Linked DNA regions of Homo sapiens: region 1 is linked to region 2. A link is a contact called in ENCODE POLR2A ChIA-PET data. All regions are on one chromosome and are shown on one strand. The core of a region is the stretch at or near the end of the contact, and the rest is flanking DNA. Distances in the headings are between cores, read along the strand shown.

What was found. ChIA-PET counts read pairs that join two places held with the same protein, here RNA polymerase II (POLR2A).
Region 1: POLR2A ChIA-PET joins it to region 2 with 14 read pairs in Panc1. The contact joins two enhancer-like sites. POLR2A ChIA-PET finds 5 or more read pairs at or near these places in 2 of 52 experiments (Panc1 and naive thymus-derived CD4-positive, alpha-beta T cell).

Annotation. Positions count from the first base shown.
Region 1 is chr13:113,996,925-114,003,961 of GRCh38, reverse strand. RASA3 (RAS p21 protein activator 3) reads left to right here. Exons shown (of 24, transcript NM_007368.4): 19 at 3,030-3,136; 20 at 4,295-4,377. Among named protein-coding and RNA genes, the nearest start is that of C13orf46, 26 kb to the right of the region's middle. Within about 2 kb of position 5,026, at least 13 of the 41 ENCODE cell types and tissues checked have a DNase peak (open chromatin) inside an H3K27ac peak, as active enhancers do.
Region 2 is chr13:113,839,688-113,846,479 of GRCh38, reverse strand. GAS6 (growth arrest specific 6) reads left to right here. Exons shown (of 15, transcript NM_000820.4): 5 at 6,630-6,752. GAS6-AS1 (GAS6 antisense RNA 1) reads right to left here. Exons shown (of 5, transcript NR_044995.2): 5 at 3,639-4,111. Among named protein-coding and RNA genes, the nearest start is that of GAS6, 21 kb to the left of the region's middle. RefSeq lists an enhancer at 6,473-6,792. Within about 2 kb of position 2,504, at least 7 of the 41 ENCODE cell types and tissues checked have a DNase peak (open chromatin) inside an H3K27ac peak, as active enhancers do.

The sequences.
Region 1 (7,037 bases), core at 3,777-6,276, 150 kb before region 2:
TTTTACTTTCTGCAGAAAGGGTGTCCCTGGCAGAAGGAGTAATGGCAAGGGCACACACAGAATAAAGAGACGCCAGAATATTTATTCCTTACGCACGAGGTTCCTGTTGTCGTGTCCTGTCCCCATTGCCTGGAGCCGGACCTCACAATCTAAATTAAGACCTGATTGGCTAATAATTTAAAACTTTTTTAAATAGGTAGAAAAATAATAATATGTTTAAATAAGGAAGGGGCATAGGCTGTGAGCTGGGACATGCCTATGAGTACGTCTAACACAATTGCCTTGGTTAAGGTACAAGGACACAGAATATATTACGAGCCTGTGGGCACGTCCAACAGCTACACAGGATAGAGCTTAACAAAGAGTTATTAGCACAAAGCAAGGAGGCTTGAAGGAAGTTAGTCTTTAAAAGAAACTATTATTTCTAACACTTATGATTTATTCTTTAACAAGAAGGGAAACTTTGAAGAGGAAACTTTTTACTTTCTACATTTCATAAATTCACAGCTTTCAAAGCAACAGATATTCATCCTGTAATCCCTAAAGCAACACAGGACACTCAGGGCTTGTGTGTCTGACGCCGAGAAGCTGCTGTAGATACAGGTTCAAGGACAGGCGCCTCCCAGGTGCCACCAGCCAGAGGTTCAAGGACAGGCGCCTCCCAGGTGCCCTGGATGCAGCTGAGGCTCCACCAGCTCCTTCCAGCAGCTGCACCACCTGCGACTCACACCAAGGTTTTGGTCCATCAGGCCCTCGAGTTTCCAGCCCCTGGATCAGCTTCTCCTCCGGCACCTCAGCTCTGTCACATCCCCAAACCTAGGGCCACCCTCGGTTGTGCAAGCATGGGCCGTCCTAGGGCCTCGGTTCTGCCATCTCAGCCCTTGGTGCCAAGTGTGTCTTGCCATGTTCGTCCATGTGTGGGGGTGGTGATGACCATGTTTCCTGAGGGCTCACCCTGTGCTGAGATGCTCCCACACCTCTGCCGTCTCTCAGGGCTGTGTGTGTCCTCACCCACTGGGACACAGGACTGGGGACGGGGCCTCTGCAGCGCAGCGTGTGTTTGCTGAGTTGAGTTGGCCGTGGCTGCGCGGGGCCGAGCTGCTTTCAGCCTGAGGCTTCCGGCTTAGCCGTGGCTCCTGCCTCCCCGTCCCACACGCGCGATGGGCCCGGTTAGAAAACCGACTCCTGGAGAGCCAGGCGCCCAGACCAGAGCTGTGCAGTGAGGAGCCACTGGCTTCTCTCCACTCAGTGCTGCCTTAACCTGGAAACTGCACATAAAATTCACATGCAGCCTCATCCACTGAAGGCCCTCAGAAAGTTGGGGTTCTTAAAAAAATCCTAAAGCCGAAAACATTTATAACAAGACTGCTACTCAAATCTAACTGCTACATGGTCCAGAGTCTTCTCAGAGGCGCCCTGTTGCCCTCAAGGAGGCCGGCATGTCGTGGAGCTCCCAGTCCCCCCCCAACCCCCGTCTGTGTAGGCCCCGCCCTGCGCATCCCACTGGGTCCTGCTGGTCCTCAACAGCCTCCTGGGCTGACTTCCTGCCTGTGAATCCCTGGAATGAACGGCGTTCGGCATCCACTGGTTGTGAACTGCGCTGTCCTGGCGGCTCCCAGCGCCCCGCCCTTTTCTCTCTTGAACAGCTCCCAGCAGCTTCCACACCCTCCGGTGTGCGTCCACAGCTCTCTGGCCACATCTGGCTGTGTTGCTGCTCAAAGCCCCTCTTTCCGATTTCTGAGTGCGCTTGTCGAGGTGCGTCTCCCCCGCCCACCTCCCCACTCTGTCTCTCCAGCTTGGCTTCTCGTCCTCAGCTTCCACCTCTGTCCTCCAGTCACTCTGTCTGGCCACTTTCTTCTCCTCCAGCTCGGCCGCCGGTTCTGGTCAGGGACCCCTGCCCGGCAATGAAGGCCGAGCCTCAGAGGGCCCTGGGCTGCCGGGAGGGTGTTCGAGGACCCTGCCCAGGGCAAGGCTTGAGGTCCTCCTCGCTGAGGCCTTGCATCCTCGGTGGCCATCCTGTCTCCTGCTCCCCACGTTTCCTGAGGACGTGGCCCAGTGGCGCCTTCTACCACAGCAGGGCTGGCCCTGAGGGGGCAGGTTTGGTCTGGCAGAGGCGCTGGTGCGTGACTCCCGCACAACACAGGTGTGGGTTTTGTGGGCGTCTGCTGCCTGCCCCGGCCCCAAGCCTGTGGCTGCAGGTCCTCTGAGTATGGGCGTCTGCTGCCCGCTCTGACCCCGAGCCCGCGGCCGCAGGTCCTCCGTGTGTGAGCGTCCGCTGCCTGCCCTGACCCCGAGCCCACGGCCGCAGGTCCTCCGTGTTGTGTGGGCATCCACTGCCCGCCCTGACCCCGAGCCTGTGGCCGTAGGTCCTCTGTGTTGTGTGGGCATCCACTGTCCGCCCTGACCCTGAGCCCGCGGCTGTAGGTCCTCTGTGTGTGAGCGTCCACTGCCTGCCCTGACCCCGAGCCCGCGCCTGTAGGTCCTCCATGTTGCGTGAGTGTCCACTGCCCACCCTGACCCCGAGCCCGCGGCCGTAGGTCCTCTGTGTGTGAGCGTCCACTGCCCGCCCTGACCCCGAGCCCGCGGCCGCGGGTCCTCCATGTTGTGTGGGCGTCCACTGCCCACCCTGATCCCAGGTCCGCGGCCGCAGGTCCTCCGTGTTGTGTGGGCGTCCGCTGCCCTCCCTGACCCTGAGCCCACGGCCGCAGGTCCGCCGTGGGAGCATCGCATTGGCATTTCCAGTGGCAGCACCACTGTTGAAAGTTCAGTGTGGGAGGCAGGAGGGTTGGAGATCTCCTAAAACCTGGTGCCATCACCAACTGGTGACTCAAAGCAGTCAGCGCTCAACTTTTCAAAGGAGAGGCATTGCCTTCCAATTTTAATCTCATCACTCGGAGTAAAATGATAAGATATTGAAAATCCACTGCCTGCCTCAGGTCTCAGAACGCAGAAAGTGGGGGGTGTGGTTTTTCACCTGTGCAGGGAGGCAGCTGAGGCCCGGACCCCGGCCCTGTGTGCTCTTCACACAGGTTCATGATCAAGAGGGCCCAAGGACGGAAGCGCTTTGGGATGAAGAATTTTAAGAAGAGATGGTTTCGCTTGACCAACCATGAATTTACCTACCACAAAAGCAAAGGTAAGGAGCAAGGTCGCTTTCCCTGGCTCTTGCTGGAGCGTGCTGGGCCCTGGGACTGAGTCTGCTTTTTCAGGGGGAGAGCTGAGGGGAGGAAGGATTCAGTGCTGCGGGCAGAGCCCGGGGCCGCGGTGACCCAGAGCCCTCTGCTTCTGGTTCTCCCTTCAAAGATCCCTGAAGGGGTCTTTCAGACCTGCTGCTGGAAAGTGAGGGAAATCTGCTTCCCCAGAGAACCAGTAAACGCAGAGCTGACCACATCAGTAAGGTGCTTTTCTGTCCACGTCCCTTCCTCCTCTGGTCGCCTCGTCATGGCCAGGGTGCCGCTCCGCCGAGGTAGACGGGGCTTCCCACCACCTCCTGCCCCTCGCTGTCAGATCTGCTGGCTCAGATCTAGATTAGGAAATATCTAGCAGTTTCTCCCATGTTCATGTCCCAGAACGGGAACATGTTCTGGGGACAGAGCCTGAGGCCACGGCAGCTGTGAGGATGCGAGCATTGGGCCCAGCCTGGGTGCATGGCAGGGCCAGGTGGGTCCCAGGCTTCCTCAGCCCCCGCACCTGCAGCCTGTCAGTGATTCAGCCATCATCCCCAAGGAGATGAACATGGGGCACCTCCTCCGGCCCAGGGCACCCCAGCAGAGACCCCCAGCTGGCAGAGACCCCCAGCAGAGACACCCCCAACAGAGACCCCCCCCAGCAGAGACCCTCCTGGCAGAGACCACCCCAACAGAGACCGCCCAGCAGAGACCCTCCTGGCAGAGACCCCCCCCCAGCAGAGAACCCCCCAGCAGAGACCCTCTAGCAGAGACCCTCCAGCAGAGACCCCCCGGTAGAGATCCCCTGACAGAGACCCCCCCAGCAGAGACCCCCCCCCAGCAGAGACCCCCCAGCAGAGACCCCCTGGCAGAGACCCCCCCCGGTAGAGACCCCCGGTAGAGACCCCTGGCAGAGACCCCCTGGCAGAGACCCCCCCAGCAGAGACCCCCGGTAGAGACCCCCTGGCAGAGACCCCCTGGCAGAGACCCCCCGGTAGAGACCCCCTGGCAGAGACCCCCCGGTAAAGACCCCCTGGGAGACCCCCCGGCAGAGACCCCTCAGCCCCACCCGGACCCCAGCCGGGACAGCGGGGCCCGCACCCACTGACAGTCCATCTCTGCTGCAGGGGACCAGCCTCTCTACAGCATTCCCATCGAGAACATCCTGGCAGTGGAGAAGCTGGAGGAGGAGTCTTTCAAAATGAAAAACGTGAGTGTGGGGCCCCCAAGCCTCTCTTTCGGGTTGAGGCCTGGCCAGGTTTTCTCTGCTCTCTTCCCGTACCTGGCCCTGGGCTCACCCTTCCCCACCCACTGCACTCCAGGCTTCTCAGAGTCTTCGTGTTACTCGGGTTGTTCACCAGGTGCTGGTGAGTTTGTGTCGGAATCTCGCATCAAAGCAGCCACACTCTCTGTGCCCGGGGTCACCGGGGTGGGGTGGAACCTGCCGGAAGGTGGGGCCTGAGCTGCTTCAGGTGGCGTCCCCCGCAGGGTCCCCAATGTCAAGGGGCCCTCTGTCAAAGACATCCCAGAAGCAGGCTTGGGACCGTCTGGAATTCCTTTTGGAAGCTTTTTTATTTTGATATAATTTTGAATTTATAGAAGTTGCACGAGTAGAACAAGTACTTTCCACACACCCTTGACCCAGACCCGTGTGTGGCCTCGTTCCCCGGTCACGCTTGACCCGGGCCCACGTGTGGCCTCGTTCCCCGGTCACGCTTGACCCGGACCCACATGTCGCCTCGTTCCCCAGTCACACTTGTTCCTTCTCCCTTCACGGTCCCGCCCGTGCTTTTCTGAATGTATCAACACTTCCAAGTGTGTTTCCCACCGTGCAGTCCCCAAAACCACAGCAGCCACCATCGCACGTCGCCGGCGCGACCACATTCGAGTTTGCCGCTGTCCAGTCCCGTTCTTCCGGCTGTGGTTCCTTCCCCTCTGGATCCAGTCTGCGCTGCATTCTGCTGCCCCCTCCGTCTGGCCCACTGGACACTCCCAGCCTTTCTTTGTGTGTGGTGGCCTTGGCATCTTTGAGGCGTGCAGGCCTTCGGTTTTCTGGACATCCCTCCCTGTGGGTTTGTCGGATGTGCCGACGTGGCAGGTTCTGATGATGCATTTCTGGCGGGAATCCCCTAGAGGTGTCCGTGGCGTCACCATTGTGTGGTGGCCTCCCAGAGTCGGCCGCTGGCCACGTTCTCCCTGGTGACTCAGTGCCCCTTCAGCCAGTGACCCCGCCGTCCGTGCCATCCTGAGGCTGACCCCGTACCCTGACACATGCTGGCTGGGACAAGCCTTCTGTGCCCCGACTGCAGCATGAGGGTCATAGAACAGTTGCAGGGAAGGCACAGTCCCTGGGCCTCGTGCCAAAGTTGACGCATGTTCCTTACCATTGGCAGAATTTTACTAGCATGTTATTCACAGGCAGTCCAGACAGATCCTGCAAAAGGCATAAGTTTGGAGAGTAATTTGAAGAGGAGGGCATGGGAAGAGGAGGGCTGGGAAGAGGAGGGCTGGGAAGAGAAGGGTTGGGAAGAGGGGGAGATGGGAAGAGGAGGGTGTGGGCTCAATGCCTGCTGACTGAGGGGGATGGCCGGAACCTGGCCCTGAGACCGTCCCTCGAAGGAAGCAGTGTGGACATGTCCTGGAAGCACCTCCAGCCCTTCACATAGATTCCCAATAATTCCCTAGTTTCAGCCGCCTGTTCCCAGCTGTTCATTCCCACTGACTTCCTCAGAGCCCGATTCCCCTGAGGCCACTGCCAGGCCAGGCTCTCACCAGCTGGGGAGACCTTTCTGAAGGCTGCTCCTGGTGGCAGGGCCGAGCCTGGGATGATGGCCAGGACGCCCTCCATGGGGGATCACAGCCATGCACGGGGGCGTCCAGTCCGAGACCTATACACATGTGCCGGGTGCAAGGCGGGAGGCTCCTGGCCTCTGTAAATAAGACCTCAGCTGTTCACCAGAAACCTGGAGCCCAAATCCTCCCCAGATGAGTGCAGAAGGCCCGTCCCCTAGAGAAGGCCACTGTCCCCCTGACTCCTGACTTAAGGGCAAGTCCCACATGAGAGCCCTCCCAACCTCCAGTCAGTCTCCTACTCAGAAAACCTGTCTTCTGTGTGCAACAGAGCCGGCTCCTTCTGGGAGCTTCTGACCTCCAATCCTAGGATATCTGTCCCCCCTGCCCCAGCACCCCCGTCCCTCTAATCCTAAGGCTTCTGTCACTCCTGCCCCGGGAGACCTGTCCCTCCAATCACAGGACCCCTGTCCCACCTGCCCCAGGACCTTTGTGCCTCCCATTTCTTCTGCCTTTGACACCCTTTGCCCCCACCCCCTGCTTAACTAACTTTGAGTCAACGCCGACTACAGCACCAGGACTGCTCACTTCCAGCTTCTGCTGACACCTGCCCTCGTTTAGTCTTTCTTGGTGGCTGCAGGTTCAGTAGAAACTCTATGCCAGGCTTTGTCTCCGGGACATAGGAGAGTGCTGGTGCTCAGTCATGTTTGTTGAATGAGTAATAAATGGTAAAGGTTGTTGCTGCCCCGAGACGCTTCAAGAGGAAGCAGCCCCCTAACCCCAGCTGGGAGGAGGAGGAAGAATCCTGGGCTGGTCAGTTGGGGAAGGAGCTGAGCAGGCCGGGCCACCTGGGCTGACACAGCACGAGCACCACGTGGATGGGATGCCTGCAGTCAGCTGCAGGAGGGCCTTGTGGGGAGGCCACAGGGCCCCTCTTTTGTCTTGAATGGAGACCTCCAAGGCTCCAGGACATAAAGGGCCTTGGCCAAGCTGTTCCTGGCCACCTGGCCACATCTCCAGCTGCACCAGTTCTCACCTCCATTCCCCACGGCCCCAGCTGTCAGGTTTTAGGGTGGCAGA
Region 2 (6,792 bases), core at 1,255-3,754:
CGGCTTTAGGCTTGGCTGTGGTTTGTGGAGGGCCCTGAATAGTTCTGTTTTTTAAGGAGCTGTGGTCCCTTGCCGAGGCCTGCTCCCTTTTCGCCAAACTTTCTTTTTTAAACAAGTAAATTTTGACGTTTTTAGCAATAGGCAATAAATGCACATGGAACAAAATGTAAATGTTTCACAGAGTGTGATGTGAAAGCCCATCCCCGCCTCTGAGTCGTCCAGTCAGACACCACCGTAGTTACAGTTCCAAGAATCTTGTGCTTAGACATGTAAACATGTGTGAGCGGCCTTCCGCTCTTCACACGCGTGGCGGCTTAGCACACACGGTCTGTCCCGTGCCTCTGCAACTCTGTCTGCACAGGAGACCCTCTCTTAGCGTGTCTCACCTTCACGCTGGCATTTCCAGCCGGTGCATCATATGAACTTAGCCCATGCATATTGGCTGATGTCCAGGTTATTTCCAATTTCCATCATTTAAACAAAACTGGCGTGACATCCTCATGCACCTGTTGCCTCCCACACGTCTGAGTGTCTGCGGGATGCGTTCCCAAGGATGGAATCGCAGAGGCAGTCCTCATGTTTCCTTTGGATACAGATACTGCCAAATTATCCCAGAGCCAGCCTTAGCCTCCGCCCCTGCAGGGGTGAATGAACTGTTTTTTTAAACTTTTGATCTCTTCCAATGTAACAGGCGAGAAATGACATCAGTCATTTCAGGTTTTTTTTTTTTTTTTTAACTAATGAGTAAAGCTGTCCTTCATAGGTTTAAAAACTGTGTATTTCTTTTCCTATAAACTGTTGTTTATATTTTTTGCCTGTTTTTCTCAATTTGTAGGAGTTTGCACATTAGCCATTGGTAGTAAAGTTATCAAAAATTTTTTCAGCTTGCCACAAGTCTTTTTTATTATTTTAAAATTATCATGCAATAAGATTGATTGTTTTGGGTGTCCTGTATGAATTTTAACATACCTTCAGCACAACCCACACAGCTCCCCTTGCACTGGGTCTGTGGTCCGCTGGCGTCACGTGTGTCTAGTTTTAGATGAAAGTCCAGCTTGGTGAGTCCCTGTGGGCGCTGAGAGCAGAGGCGTGGCGGGACGGAGTCATCCTGGGAGAGGCAGGAGTCTCTTCCCAGGCATGGCTTTGGAGCTGGATCCCAGTCAGCAGAAGGAGTCAGAGGTGGCTCAGTCCCGCTCCCCAAGCCCCACGCACTGTCCGTGGGCGTCTCTGGCCTCCCGGACTTGTATCACAGACCCCAGCCCAAGAGACACAGGCAGAGGAAATGCTCAGTGTAAACATGGGAATGGGAGGGTGGCCCTGCCCTGTGGCCCGGCCTGCCCTGACCTGCAACCATGCACAGTAGCCAGGTGCCACGTAGGGCCCAATGTCTGCATTTGGGGCAGAGGCTCCTGCGTGCTCAGAGGAGACAAGCAGATCCTGTCACGCGTGTTTTATCTTAGTGATTGCTAAACCAGTCTCTTCTTTTAAATTCTGTATTCACACTTGTTATACTCTCTTAGTTCCTGGGCTTTAGGCTTCTCCCCAAGATTACAAAACAGTTACCTGCTGTTAGGTGTTTTCATCTGTGACCCGCCCGTAATTTCTTTTGACGTGATGGATGAGGTGGGGATCTAGACTGCAGGCTCAGTTCCTGCCCCAACACCACACATTTGAGTCTGTCTCACCCCAGTGCCTCACCTGCTGCCGTCCTCATATGCTGGGTATTTGGGAGATTTTCTGCCGGGTTTCCACAGGCCGTGGCCACAGCTTTAGACTCGGCCTCATGCACGCGGGTGGGTCTCCTATGCCCTCCTCAGTCTTTTTTCTGGTTGTCTTGCTTATTTTTTAATAAAACTAAACCTTAAAAATATTCTTAAAAACCTAAAAAAGCCCTTTAGATATTTTTAACTGGGCTTGCCATTCATATATCGGAGACTGTGTCTGAACAGTGTTGCGCTTTCCTAACCCCGGCACCGTCCTGTCCGTCCCTTGGAGCACTTTTCTTCCTGTGCGTCCCGTGCTTCCTTTGCTCAGTTCACTTCTGGCTATTTGCAGCAAAGAAGGCCGTCCTTTTCAAGGCGTCGCCTCGCTTCCTTGCATGGATGAAGAGGAGTGATTGCTACATGTTCCTTTCTGTTCCCGCCGCCCAATAGAGTTATCTTGTTTTGGTTATTTCCTTTGTGGCATCAGCGTCCCCAAGTGCGGCCAGCTGGGGAGAGGAGGGCAAGGTCAAGATCCTTGAGTTTGTTCCCTGTGTGATAGGAAGAGAATCTCTTGCTGTGGCTGGTGCCAGAGGCAACACATGCAGTTTCTAACGGGTCCACCTGCCCCAGGCCAGAAGCTCCGGCCACTCTCCCTGAGCCGGCCCTCAGAGGCTGCCCTGCCTGTGGCCTGGGGCTCTCAGCTTCTCCTCCAGAGCACGTGGCTGGGGCCTCTGATGTTCGCGTGCCTCAAAAGATGCCTGGCGGTGAAGAAGGTGCTTTGGTGGCCTGGCCACAGCAGGCAGCCTTGCACTCCCTTGGGAAGGCGCCTCCCGGAGGATGCAGCTGGGGCAGCCTCACACTCTGTTCCTGTTCATTGGTTCCCTCGTGAAAATTCTCTGACTTGGTGCTCACGGTGCTGTCCTGGCTTCAGTTCACTGGTTATCGGTCATTGTGAAATTAAAGCCATAGCCCCATAAAGTCCAAATTCAGCCCCAGACAAGCAGGCCCCCAGCGGGCCTTGCATGGGAGCCTGCGGCCCTCAGGCTGTCCCAGGACCCAGGCGGCACAGTGGACGGAGGGAGGAGGCCTGGGAAGAGTGTAGGCTGCGTTCCCAGGTGCCCCTGAAGAGCCTCTGCTTCCATTTCTTTCCTTTCCCACGGACACACCCAGCTTCTCCACTGCGAACGCGCCCGTCCTGCCATAGCGGCCACTTGGTGCTTGGATTTCTCGGCTCCTTTGACCCATGGGTTTCCCCAGGAAGGTCAGGTCCCCACAGGCGGTGGCCCAGGCAGCGGTCACTGAGCCCCGGCTACCGGGATCCCACCCCCGCCACGGGGAGTGTCCCCTCGCCCTTCCCTCGGGCAGACAGGGCTCTGGTCCTCGCTCGTCACCACCCAGGGAAAGGCCCTGGCCGCCCGCACCGGCTTCAGATTCCAGCCACAGCCACAGCCGCTCCCTCCTGTCCTTCAACGCAGTCATGGGCCAAGCTGAGATAAACCCTTCACCTCCTGAACAGGCGCTGGCGCCCAGGGCATGACCAGCCAGGCCACCGATACCCTAGGCCCAGCTTGCGGGATGGGGATCAGGGAGGTGGGCGGGGGTCAGGGAGGTGGACGGGGTCAGGGAAGTGGGTGCCCTCGGGGGCCTGCAGAGGTTTCTGTCTCCATCGCTTTCCCTGTTGTGTGGAGGAAATTCCACAGATATTTGCTGGGCACCGGCTGACTGTCCACCCCTCAGGTGTGGTTCCGTCCTTGCATCCTAGAGGTATCAATACATTCCCAACAGGGAAATAAACAAATGAGTTGGGGGAGGCCCCGGGGCAGGTGGCATGAGTCTGGGGACCGCTTAAGAGCTGGGCACCTGGCAGGAGCAGGCACTGTCCCTCAGCCTCAGGGACAGAGGTCTTTCCGAAAGGCATTCCAGGCAAAGTCAAGACCGGGTTCCCAGCCCTTTGCATCACATGGGCAGGTGTCCACTTCTGAAATGGCTTTAATCTCTAACCAAACATCGTAGCGGCAGCGCACAGCATCCCCCAGACATCCCTCCATGGTGGGGGCCTCTGAGGAGGTCAGGTTCTGGTGCCGGAGGGTTGGGCCCTGCACAGGCCGCCTGCCCTGCACGTGTCTGACTCCCTCCTGCCCCCAGAGCCTCTTCATCTGAGGCCAGGGTGGAGAAGCGGATACGCCCCTCATTTCTCTAGTTCAGGCCAGACCTCCCCGTTCCAGGCCCTGCTATGACCACATCGACGTCTCCAGACGCCCCGCGGACACAGCACCCAGGTACAGCCGGGCGACAGCAGTGTCAGGGATGGGGCCCCGGCCGGCTCCTGGCGGCTGTGCTGATGCAGAATCCCTGGTCCTGGTCCTCGTTTCCTCGTAACTCCGAAGGCCAGCCCCAGCCCCTGTGTGCTTCAGAGTAGAAAGCGTTTATAGTGACCTGCTGAAAATAGCATCTTAGAAACACTTCGAGACGCGAGCTCCGTCCACACCCACAAGTGTTCTGTTGTCAGTCATTTGTGCAAAACAAGCAAACGGAGGTGTAGGGAGGAAACTGTGGGGTGTACTGAGGAAACTGAGGCTTATAGAGGAAACTGTGAGGCAGACGGAGGAAACTGAGGTGTATGGAGGAAACTGAAGCATACAGAGGAAATTGAGGCGTATGGAGGAAACTGGGGCGTATGGAGGAAACTGGGGCGTATGGAGGAAACTGGGGCGTACAAAGGAAATTGAGGCGTATGGAGGAAACTGGGGCGTATGGAGGAAACTGAGGCATATGGAGGAAACTGTGGGGCGTACAGAGAAAATTGAGGCGTATGGAGGAAACTGTGGGGTGTATGGAAGAAACTGGGGGGCGTATGGAGGAAATTGAGGCATATGGAGGAAACTGTGGGGTGTATGGAGGAAACTGGGCATATGGAGGAAACTGTGGGGCGTATGGAAGAAACTGTGGGGCGTATGGAGGAAACTGTGGGGCGTATGGAGGAAACTGTGGGGCGTATGGAGGAAACTGGGGGGCGTATGGAGGAAACTGGGCATATGGAGGAAACTGTGGGGTGTATGGAGGAAACTGGGCATATGGAGGAAACTGTGGGGTGTATGGAAGAAACTGGGGGGCGTATGGAGGAAATTGAGGCATATGGAGGAAACTGTGGGGTGTATGGAGGAAACTGGGCATATGGAGGAAACTGTGGGGCGTATGGAGGAAACTGTGGGGTGTATGGAGGAAACCGGGGCGTATGGAGGAAACTGGGGCATACGGAGGAAACTGTGGGGCGTATGGAGGAAATTGAGGCATATGGAGGAAACTGGGGCATACGGAGGAAACGCGGGTGTACGGAGCAAACTGTGAGGCATACGGAGGAAACGCTGTGAGGCATACGGCGAAGCGTCGCAGAAAGAAGCCAGTGTGGTTGGGCAGCTTCCCCAAGAAGCCTGGGACTCGTAGCCAGGGCCTCTGGTGAGCGCGGTGCCTGGACCCGCCTAGGAGGACAGGGGCTGTGTCTGTGCCGGCCACAGGCAGTGACTGTAAGCCCTGGATGAGCTGGAGGAACTCAGCTTTGTGAACCACAGACCCGCCCGCCGCTCACCCTGGCACCGGGCACCCCTGACCCCGGCCAGGTGGGGATGGAAGCGGCTCCTGCACTGACAGCCGAGCCCAGACCCTCTGGTGGAAACGCCACATTCTACAGACCTGGTGGGAAACGTCACCTTGGGAGCCTCAGGAACAGAAGCGACACGCTGGCAGTGAGAGCCCATGCACTGAAGACTCGACGTGCCCCCACCAGGGCTGACCCCTTAGGACGATGCTGGCCCAGTGCCCTAGGGCCCTGCTGGCCCGGCCTGCACTTTTCCCAGGGACTGGTCCTTATTGAACTTGTGTGGAATCAATGGACCGGAGCCCTCTCTCAGCCAGCAGGGGGGCCCTACCCAGGGTTCCCCACGGAGCCCTGTGTGGCTAAGCTGAGCGTGGCTGAGTCCTCATGTGGGGCTGAGCTGAGTGTGGACCGCGCCCCTGAGCACTGCCATGCTCAGCCCCGAGCTGCTTCTGCTCTGCCAGCAGCCATGAAAGGATTCTTTGAGCTCCGGGTGTAATTGTCGTTCTTTCTGCCAACTTCCCGGGGCTCAGGCTTGCGTAACTGCACTGTCGGGGGCTTCCCTGCCTGCCTCTGGGACGTGGTTTGGGTCCGTGTCCTGGAAGCGTGTTTGTGAGCAGCTCCTCGTATGAATGTGTTTGTGAGCAGCTTCTCGGATGGGGGACTGCTTGGGAAGCAGCTGCACTGGCACGGGTTCCCACCCTCAGGCCCTCACCCGTTCCCCTGACCTCTGGCCCTGCAGGAGCTGAGCCCAGGTGACCACCCTGAGAAAGGGCAGAACACACCTGGCCTAAAGCCATCAAGACACGTGGAGAGGGGGCAGCTAAGCAGAAAGAGGGGGGCTTCCTGGAGGACCCCTCTGGCAGTGCAGCCTGGGCCTGGGGTCCTCCCCGCCACACCCAGCAGGGAGAGTTCACCAGAGATGGGCTAGGGGCTGGCCAGGGAAGGCAGAATGTTCCGAGTCTGCCTGGAAGCCCCCAGGTCAGCTGGGGGTTCTGTGTGCCTACTCCCTGGGAGGTCTGAGCTCCCAGGCCTCACGCCAGGCAGTTCCTGCTCCTTTGCCCTCAGCCCTTCCCACCTTGCGTCCAGGCCTGCTGGCACTCCCTCCCAGTTGATCTGAGTTTTCCTGGAGCCGGCCCCAGGGCCCGCCAGCCTATTCTGTCAGCCCTAGGCCAGCACAGAGGGCTCGGGTGCCCAGGGGCTGCCTCAGCCTGCGCCCCTCAGAGCTCCTCCGGGCTGGACCCGAGACCCCACAGCCGCCCCGATCTCAGCTGCGTTGGGCGCGCAGGGGTGGGGCAGCTGAACATGATTTTCCACTTTGTGTCCCCAATCAGACCTGCCTGACCAGTGCACGCCCAACCCCTGCGATAGGAAGGGGACCCAAGCCTGCCAGGACCTCATGGGCAACTTCTTCTGCCTGTGTAAAGCTGGCTGGGGGGGCCGGCTCTGCGACAAAGGTACGTGAGGCTGAAGACAAAGGCGGGGTCTCCCTCCATC